3 separate regions of the Homo sapiens genome follow, and all the other regions are linked to region 1. A link is an interaction called in ENCODE POLR2A ChIA-PET data of the cell type or tissue named here. Cell type or tissue: OCI-LY7. All regions are shown on one strand.

Region 1 (2,500 bases):
CCACGCTGCTGCACTCTAAGAGATTACAGGGCCGCTCAGACAAGATCTGGCCAGGTAGAGAGATACCATGCTAATTATTTTCAGAAGGGGAATTTAAAACAAGGAATTGATTGCACTGTGGGGAGAGTGAGGCAAGAGTGATTAGCCCTGACCCCTCCTACCCAGCACTAGAGGGACGGGGCTGGAGGGGCCTCACTAGAGCCCAAGGTCTGGGAGCACCTGGAGGAAGGTGGAACCATAGACAGCTTGCCAAGAAGGGCTGGTGCCAGGGCAATGCAGCCACAGCCAACAACGCCGCCCGAGGCAGAGGCGGAGGAGGCATACCTTAAGTTTTCTCTTCCTCCCACCAGTGCTTCCCATTGACTGAATTAACCCCGTTCCCTCCTTTCCTTTTTTCCCTTCTTTCTTTCTCTGTCTTTGTTTTAAGAAAAACTTTTTTTTAAGAGAAGGGAACATTTTTCTAGAGCTCACCAGTATCTCTAGAAAAGAGAGTAGCACATTTACAATAAAGAAGTAAAAAAGAGAGTGCCCTTGCAGCCCTGACTGCAACGAGGAATGATGTCTTTTCCTCCCGGATTTCAAAGCACCCATGTGAACTGCAGACGAATGAACCCATCTCACTGGAGGTGCGGTGGGACACTGGCACACAGTGACTAGTGGGTAGGAGCATGGGCCCTGGAGCCAGACAACTTGGCCCTACTCCTAAATGGTGATCTTGGGCAAGTGTTTCAACACCTCCATCGAAGATCTACATCTACAAGTAGACAGGGGAAAGTGATCACAATAGTCCCTACTTCATGGAATCAGTGTAAGGATTATGAAGTTAATACATTTAGGGATCTTAGAACAGCACTTGGCAAACAATATGAGGACTGTGATTTTGAAAAGATTCCTAAATGGTCCTGTGTACTCAGCCGTCTTCCAGCAAGGCTCCTCAGAATAGAAAACCTGCTTTGGCATGCCTCCATGGGGCAGTATTTGGACTTAGGGATCAAATATCATCAATTTTTAGCTTTTAATCAAACACACACTATTTCTAGCAGTAAGAGTCAAGTGCTGGCTTGGCATCCTGCCAAGTGTCATCTGGCAAGGACTCAATTAAACTAGAAGGAGGAAGTAGGAAAGACAAAATAAGCCCCCCCACTTTGTCTCAAAATGTCATTTCAAAGACTGCCAGGCTCAGCTGCTGCCCCAGCACAAATCAGGGTTAATGTCCTGCACCTGCAGAATCAGGGCCCTGCCACCAGCTTGTGACATGGCCACCCAGCACCAGGCCAGGGTAGCTTGAAGGGGTTTGAGTGCATTGGCCCAGTCATTTGGTTGGCAGGTCGGGCCAGCTCCTCCAAAGCCCATGACACTACAAATTGGTTTCTCAGGTAGCTTTTTCCCTGGTTCCTGTGTGGTCTCTTCTTTACCTTTCAAAGTTATAGTATTAATTTCTGAAAGAATGAAAATTGGGCTAGTGATCCCATAACAACATATATTCACCATCAAAACAAAAAATGACTCTATGAAATATACGAGATCCCCAACGTATCAAGCAAGGATTCAGTTCATAAAATTGAAATGGGGCCTTATGAAACTTTTATCACAGACTCTTTGTGAACTTAGAAGTTAGGGGACTTCTGATTTTCAGTTAGGTGTTTAAATGTAATTAAATGAACACTTCTGCAATTCCCTTAATTAAGGACTAAGGGAATTAGGTGATTTAACTTATGCCAGTTTTCATCCATGCGTGATTTTTTTCCCACGTTGAAAGCAAAACCCAGAGTTTCCTAGCTTAGAGGCAGAAACTCAACCAGAGCCAGCATGAACTCTGGCAGTGACCTTAGAAGCGGGAAATTGTGGGGGAGGAGCTGGAGAGAAAATATAGCTTAAAAGAGACAGGATGTCCATTAATTAAAACTAATACAGGACATTAAAATGAAAGCTAATGGTGGTAGCTTTAATTCCTTAAGACTTCATTCATATCTAAACATGCGTTTTAATGGCTAAGTCCATACTTGAGGTACTATGAGTATTTGTTAATTGCATGAATATTTCTTATTTTAAAAAATATGTCTACTTTCAAGAATTAAGGGAGGTGGCACTATTAAAACTTGTTTAAAAAACAAAAAACAGGCGAGTTAAAAACAATAAGGAAGGCAAGTTCTAATAAGCTATTTCCCTTTTTCTGGCACTTGTGTGTGTAAATATATAAACCTTAATTCAAGAGGATCACATTTCGTTAAGTTGTCTAAACATAAGCTCACTTGAAAATAGCCTGAGTGTGGAAAGGCTCTTCTAAAGAATATTCCAGTGTTTGTTCTTCATCACTTAAAGCTGCAGTCTTAATTTTAATATGACATGTGGCATTCCAGACATAGAAGAAGCCATAGATCATAGCCATGGAGATAAATGACTCACTTCAAAATGATAAATTATATTGAGGTATTAAAACTTCTCCAAGTCTTACATACAAATAGATATGATTTAAAAATGCCATTTTCCTTTTTATGAA
Region 2 (2,500 bases), 1.2 Mb before region 1:
TGGATGGTTTCCAGATTCTGCCTCTTCAAGCAAAGCTGAAACAAATACTTCTGTCTATACATTTCTCCCTCCTCTGCGTTTACACTTTAAAAATTATACAGTCGTTACTGGACTTTTTTTTTTTGACAGAGTCTTGCTGTCACCCAGGCTGGAGTGCAGTGGCACGATCTCTGCTCACTACAAGCTCCGCTCCGAGGTTCAAGCAATTCTCCTGCCTCAGCCTCTTAAGTAGCTGAGACTACAGGCGCCCACCACCACGCCCAGCTAATTTTTATATTTTTAGTGGAGACAGGGTTTCACCATGTTGGCCAGGATGGTCTCGATCTCTTGACCTCATGATCCACCCGCCTTGGCCTCCCAAAGTGCTGGGATTACAGGCATGAGCCACCACGCCCGGCCGGTTATTGGACTTTTTACCAAAGGCCCACTTCTACCTTCAAGGGAAATGGCTCCCTAGCATTTGCTCCTAAAAGCAAATGGTCTGTTCAGGCCTAAAATTTCAAATTGTGTTCAATAGGCTACTTTTTACAGGACTCTGTTTTCCCTAGAAGACTGCATGAAACAATTTCCAGAAAATGTAAACTCCAGTCTTCATGGATAATTTCCTCCACCTACCTAATTTGCACCATCGAAACAAAGCTTTTTCTAAAACCGCTAATCAGAAGGTCTTATGTTGTTTTCTATTCGACCATAGCCTTTTAAAATAACAGTTGAAATGTCAAAGAAATCCCAAGTTCACCGCAGGTGTTCCTGGACTGGGCTGTTAAGTCGTGACAGTCAACATGAGAGGGCCAAGGAAGGCGGGAACCTAGGGCTCAGGCGGAGGGGCCAGGTCAGATTCAGAAGAGCTGGGCGCTCTTTTTTGTATGAGCCTGGGTCTTGCTCTCTTGCCGGGCTGGAGCACAGTGGCACAATCACGGCTCACTGCAGCCTCGGACTCCTGAGCTCAAGCCCTCCTCCCAGCTCAGCCTCCTGAGTGGCTGGGACTACAGATGCACCACCACACTCGGCTAAGTTGCTCTTTTGATTTCCTCTCTGCAATATTGAAGCCGTTTTCATCTGAAATTGATTCTGTTTGTCAAGGAAGACTAAAACCAAACAGAAAGTGCCTGAGTTCTGCTTCCTCCAAGCCTCTTGCCACAGCAGTCCCTGTTCAGCAGTCAGGGCCCACTCTCAGTTCCTTATCCCCAACCTTTTGCTGCTGCTCTGCCCTCACCACCCAGCCGCCTCCCTTGCAGTTTCAACAGCTCCTGCTCAGGTAAGCCCTCCCTCTTCCCGACAACCCCCACCCCTCTCCTCCAAGGCTATCCACTCCCAACCTCTACTGCCCCCTCGTAAGTGTGAGCTCCCTGAGGGTAGGAACGTCATCATCCCGTGTGGCTCCCACCACATCCCTGGTGCCCTGCACTGGGTCTGCTTTACAGAAACACACAGGTAAGCACACAAATGGCCTCAGGCACGTCACGGACACCTCCTGCCATGAACCAGACACTGTTCCAAGAGTTTCACACACGTCATTTTGTTTAATTCTTAAAACCACTCTCTGGGGTAGACACCAATCATGTCCCCTTTGTAGGTATGGAAGCTGAGATAAGGCTCCATACATGCAAGCATGGGGTCCTCTCGTCAGCCAAACACACTCCTTTAATCTGACTTAAAATGACTATAAGCGGCTTCTCCAGGCTCTTCAGCCGCTCCCACAACCCCCAGCGCATTTTGGGTTTTGGCCTCTCTGATGCAAGTCTTACTCATGCCTTCTGTGCTCCTTATTGACTTCTATCTTGATTGTATCCTTTTTGCATCAGTTTCATAACTGCCCCTATGGGGTTAGAACTCATTAGAGAGCTGCCAGTGCAGCCACTCTGTTGGAGGGGACAAGTGGAGGTGTCTGTCTGTTATTTTCAGTAAGCTCGAGCTGTAACGACACAGGGTGAGTCCCAGGGAGAAGTGCATCCAGTCATCCGGAGGCCGCCTCTTCCAAAACCCTGGGCCACGGAACCGGTAGTGTCCATCTTTCCCCTGAATTTTAAGAAATGAGCATCTTAATCCGCTGGGATACAGGGAGGAGAACATCACACACGAGGGCCTGTTGAGGGGTAGGGGCAGCGGGTGGGAGAACATTAGGACAAATACCTAATGCATGCAGGACTTAAAAGCTAGATGGTGGGTTGATAGGTGCAGCAAACCACTATGGCACATGTATACCTGTGTAACAAACCTGCATGTTCTGCACATGCATCCTAGAACTTAAAGTAAAATAAAATAAAAGACAGAAAGAAATAAACATTCTAAGGTCAGGCATGGTGGCACATGCCTGTAATCCCAGCACTTTGGGAGGCCGAGGTGAGTGGGTCACCTGAGGTCAGGAGTTCAAAACCAACCTAACCAACATGGCGAAACCCCGTCTCTACTAAAAATACAAAAATTAGCCGGGCGTGGTGGCAGGCGCCTGTAATCCCAACTACTTGGGAGGCTGAGGCAGGAGAATTGCTCGAACCTG
Region 3 (2,500 bases), 310 kb after region 1:
TAATAAACAGCTGTTAAAGTAATGGAAAGAGCTGTGGGTTGGAGTGGTTGTAGCAGATCAAACGGGAGCTTGATGTGAGCTGGCTCTTCGTTGAGCAGGAGGGAAGAGCCCAGCTTAGGCACTGGTATGGGAGACACAGACATGATGTGGGAAGCCACAGGGGTTGCTGTGGAGGCCAGAATAGAGGATGAAGAGTCTCCACAGCCCAGGGAGGACCCTGCCTCTCAAACTGCCTTCTCAGCATGCTGGATTTACTGATTTCCATCAAACTGGTGAATTTTGTGAGAAATTCCAACAAGTTGTCTTCTGAACTATTTCCTTTAAAAATCACTTATTTAAATAGCCATGTGTAGGTTCAGCCTGATTTGAAAGGAAATCAGCATTAAAACAAATTATCCTATTATGTTGTTAGTTTAAAATCACTTAATAGGCATGACAGAAATAGCTATGTTAAGAATGATCTGCTAGTGGTGTTTTCCATAACCACAAATGAATGCTTTAAATGGAACTTCTATTTAAAGGGTTTTCATCCTTTGAAATAGTTCAGTTTTAGATGTCTATGCAAAGACATAATCCATATTTTGAATTTGAGTTCCACAGTGCAGTGGTATCAGTTTTCAATAGCATTTTTGTGCTTCTGGAGACCTTCGTTTAAAGAACTCAAGATCTTTGTCAAATATACGCCTTCTGAATCTTTCTATAAAAATAGATATAGCATTTTAAGAAGGACTGGTGGTCTTAGAGAAATCAAAAACCCAAAATAATTGGAAGGTCTCACTTACTAAAGTATTGTATGAATACTAGATCATTCTGTCTTTACTACTTAGTATTTATGAATATATAATCACAGAACTTAACTGTTCTCCAAAGAAATGCATGTACATACCAATTTTAGGTATTTGTCTTCAGATACGCTTTTTAAATGTTTTTTAAATGTCAGCCTTAAATGTTTTCTCCTTAAACTTTGTTCACCTAAAATTCTATCAAGTGTCTTGTTAACAGAAACTAATTATCCAAACTGCCTTCCACTGGCTGTTATTCACACCCCACCCCCACCCCAACCTGCATTTTAAAACTTCAGTTTAAAGATGTGTCCGTTTACTTTGAAAGTGAAAAGATGTGTCCCTTTACTTTGAAACAAGCCCATGATTCAGGAAGTGAACTTAAAAATTTCAGAGCTCCAAAGATCTTGCTTATTTTATGGAGTTTAATGAGAACTGTGGCCAGAGCCAGGAAGGTGAAACCCAGCAGCTTTGGGCGAGTGTGGGTTGTATTTGATGTTCACAAAAGAATGGAAGTGGTAGGGTGTTGCTCAGTGAAGTGTGCATTTTCGAGTTACCCACAGTGGTGTCTATTGTCCTGTTTCTCAATTGAATGATGTCATGTTTCATTTAAGGCTCTTAGTGATGCTGAAGTCTGTGGTCTGCACACTAGGGGGAAAAAGGCAGTGAGAAAGTTGCAAATCAGGTTTTTGTAAAGCCTTTGTGTGTTGGGTTTGGGAGATAAAAGCTGACTCATGCAATATTTCTACGGAAGGCGCTGCACAGACTAGCAAAGGCTGTTTCTTTTACCTGACTGAGGTCACTGCATCAGCTGAAGGCAGACGATGTGCTTAAGCCTGAGTGGAGCAGAGGTAGGTGCTAATGTGAGTGTCCCCAAAGAAAGGATGCAGGAACAAACGCTCCTTCCCTCTGGGAGCAGCCAGAGAGGTCCACCGAGGTGAGAAGGGGTCGCAGGGGGGGCTTTCTTCACAAGTGTGCAGGGACGGAAGCTTGGCTGGATCAAGGAAAACTCTCTGTTACAAATGCGATAGACTGAAGTCTGGAAGATGATTTTTTTCTCCCCCTCCATCTGAACTGCAGCCTGTCTTCAATAGTTTTTGTCTTAGTTTCATCTGATTTTGCTCTTTCCTTAAAGTGAGGTTGAAATATCTAGAGAGCTGATGTATCTGACTCTGGGGAGAACTCTAAAATCCTCAGTTGTCACGCGCCGAATGCCCAACATTTTCATATGCTTTCTTTTTGAGGTTCATATGCAGTCAAAGTTGGAGGAACAAAATAAATGTTTGCAAATGTATGCTTAGCAACTGCAGTGATGAAGTTTAGTCTGAGTCTAGTGGCAACCAAAGTTGCCTAAGAAAATGCAGTTTCCATTTTGAGTGTTTCTCGGTAAGAAACACTTTTGTGAGGAACAATGATTGGGGCAAAGGAGGCGTGGATTGTATTCAATGCCGTTGTCCATTGGAATCTGATTTCATTTGGCTTCATTATTTGAATTTAATGATGCATTTTGAAAGATATTTATATTCAGCATTCCTTAATCACATATTGAATATAAAAATTATTTTAATTTAAAATATTTAGATATCTGACACCAATTGACATTGTGATTTTAATTTCCTTAAATAACTTTTTCAGATTATAAAAGTAATACAGCTATTGAAGAAGAGATATTTACAGAGAAATATGAAAGGAACAAAATTATTCGTTTTACTCAGTAA

What was found. Peaks named below come from ENCODE experiments on the same cell type or tissue, not always from the same donor. Only the 100,000 strongest peaks of a DNase experiment are listed, where the experiment ranks them.
Region 2: POLR2A ChIA-PET joins it to region 1 with 5 read pairs; 1 of 35 experiments calls an interaction of 5 or more read pairs at or near these places.
Region 3: POLR2A ChIA-PET joins it to region 1 with 6 read pairs; 2 of 35 experiments call an interaction of 5 or more read pairs at or near these places.

Annotation. Positions count from the first base shown.
Region 1 is chr6:150,408,785-150,411,284 of GRCh38, forward strand. No RefSeq gene overlaps it. Among named protein-coding and RNA genes, the nearest start is that of IYD, 41 kb to the left of the region's middle. In OCI-LY7, no CTCF peak of the experiment used is centred here; a DNase peak (open chromatin) is centred at 1,127; H3K4me3 peaks cover 1,438 bases; H3K27ac peaks cover 1,368 bases.
Region 2 is chr6:149,245,818-149,248,317 of GRCh38, forward strand. All of the region lies in intron 1 of TAB2-AS1 (TAB2 antisense RNA 1), which reads right to left. It also overlaps a transcript of TAB2 not described here. Among named protein-coding and RNA genes, the nearest start is that of TAB2-AS1, 10 kb to the right of the region's middle. RefSeq lists an enhancer at 1,220-1,269. In OCI-LY7, no CTCF peak of the experiment used is centred here; a DNase peak (open chromatin) is centred at 1,134; H3K4me3 peaks cover 717 bases; H3K27ac peaks cover 768 bases.
Region 3 is chr6:150,719,568-150,722,067 of GRCh38, forward strand. The region is part of intron 2 of PLEKHG1 (pleckstrin homology and RhoGEF domain containing G1); the gene reads left to right. Among named protein-coding and RNA genes, the nearest start is that of PLEKHG1, 120 kb to the left of the region's middle. In OCI-LY7, a CTCF peak has its summit at 1,412; a DNase peak (open chromatin) is centred at 1,384; H3K4me3 peaks cover 1,792 bases; H3K27ac peaks cover 1,422 bases.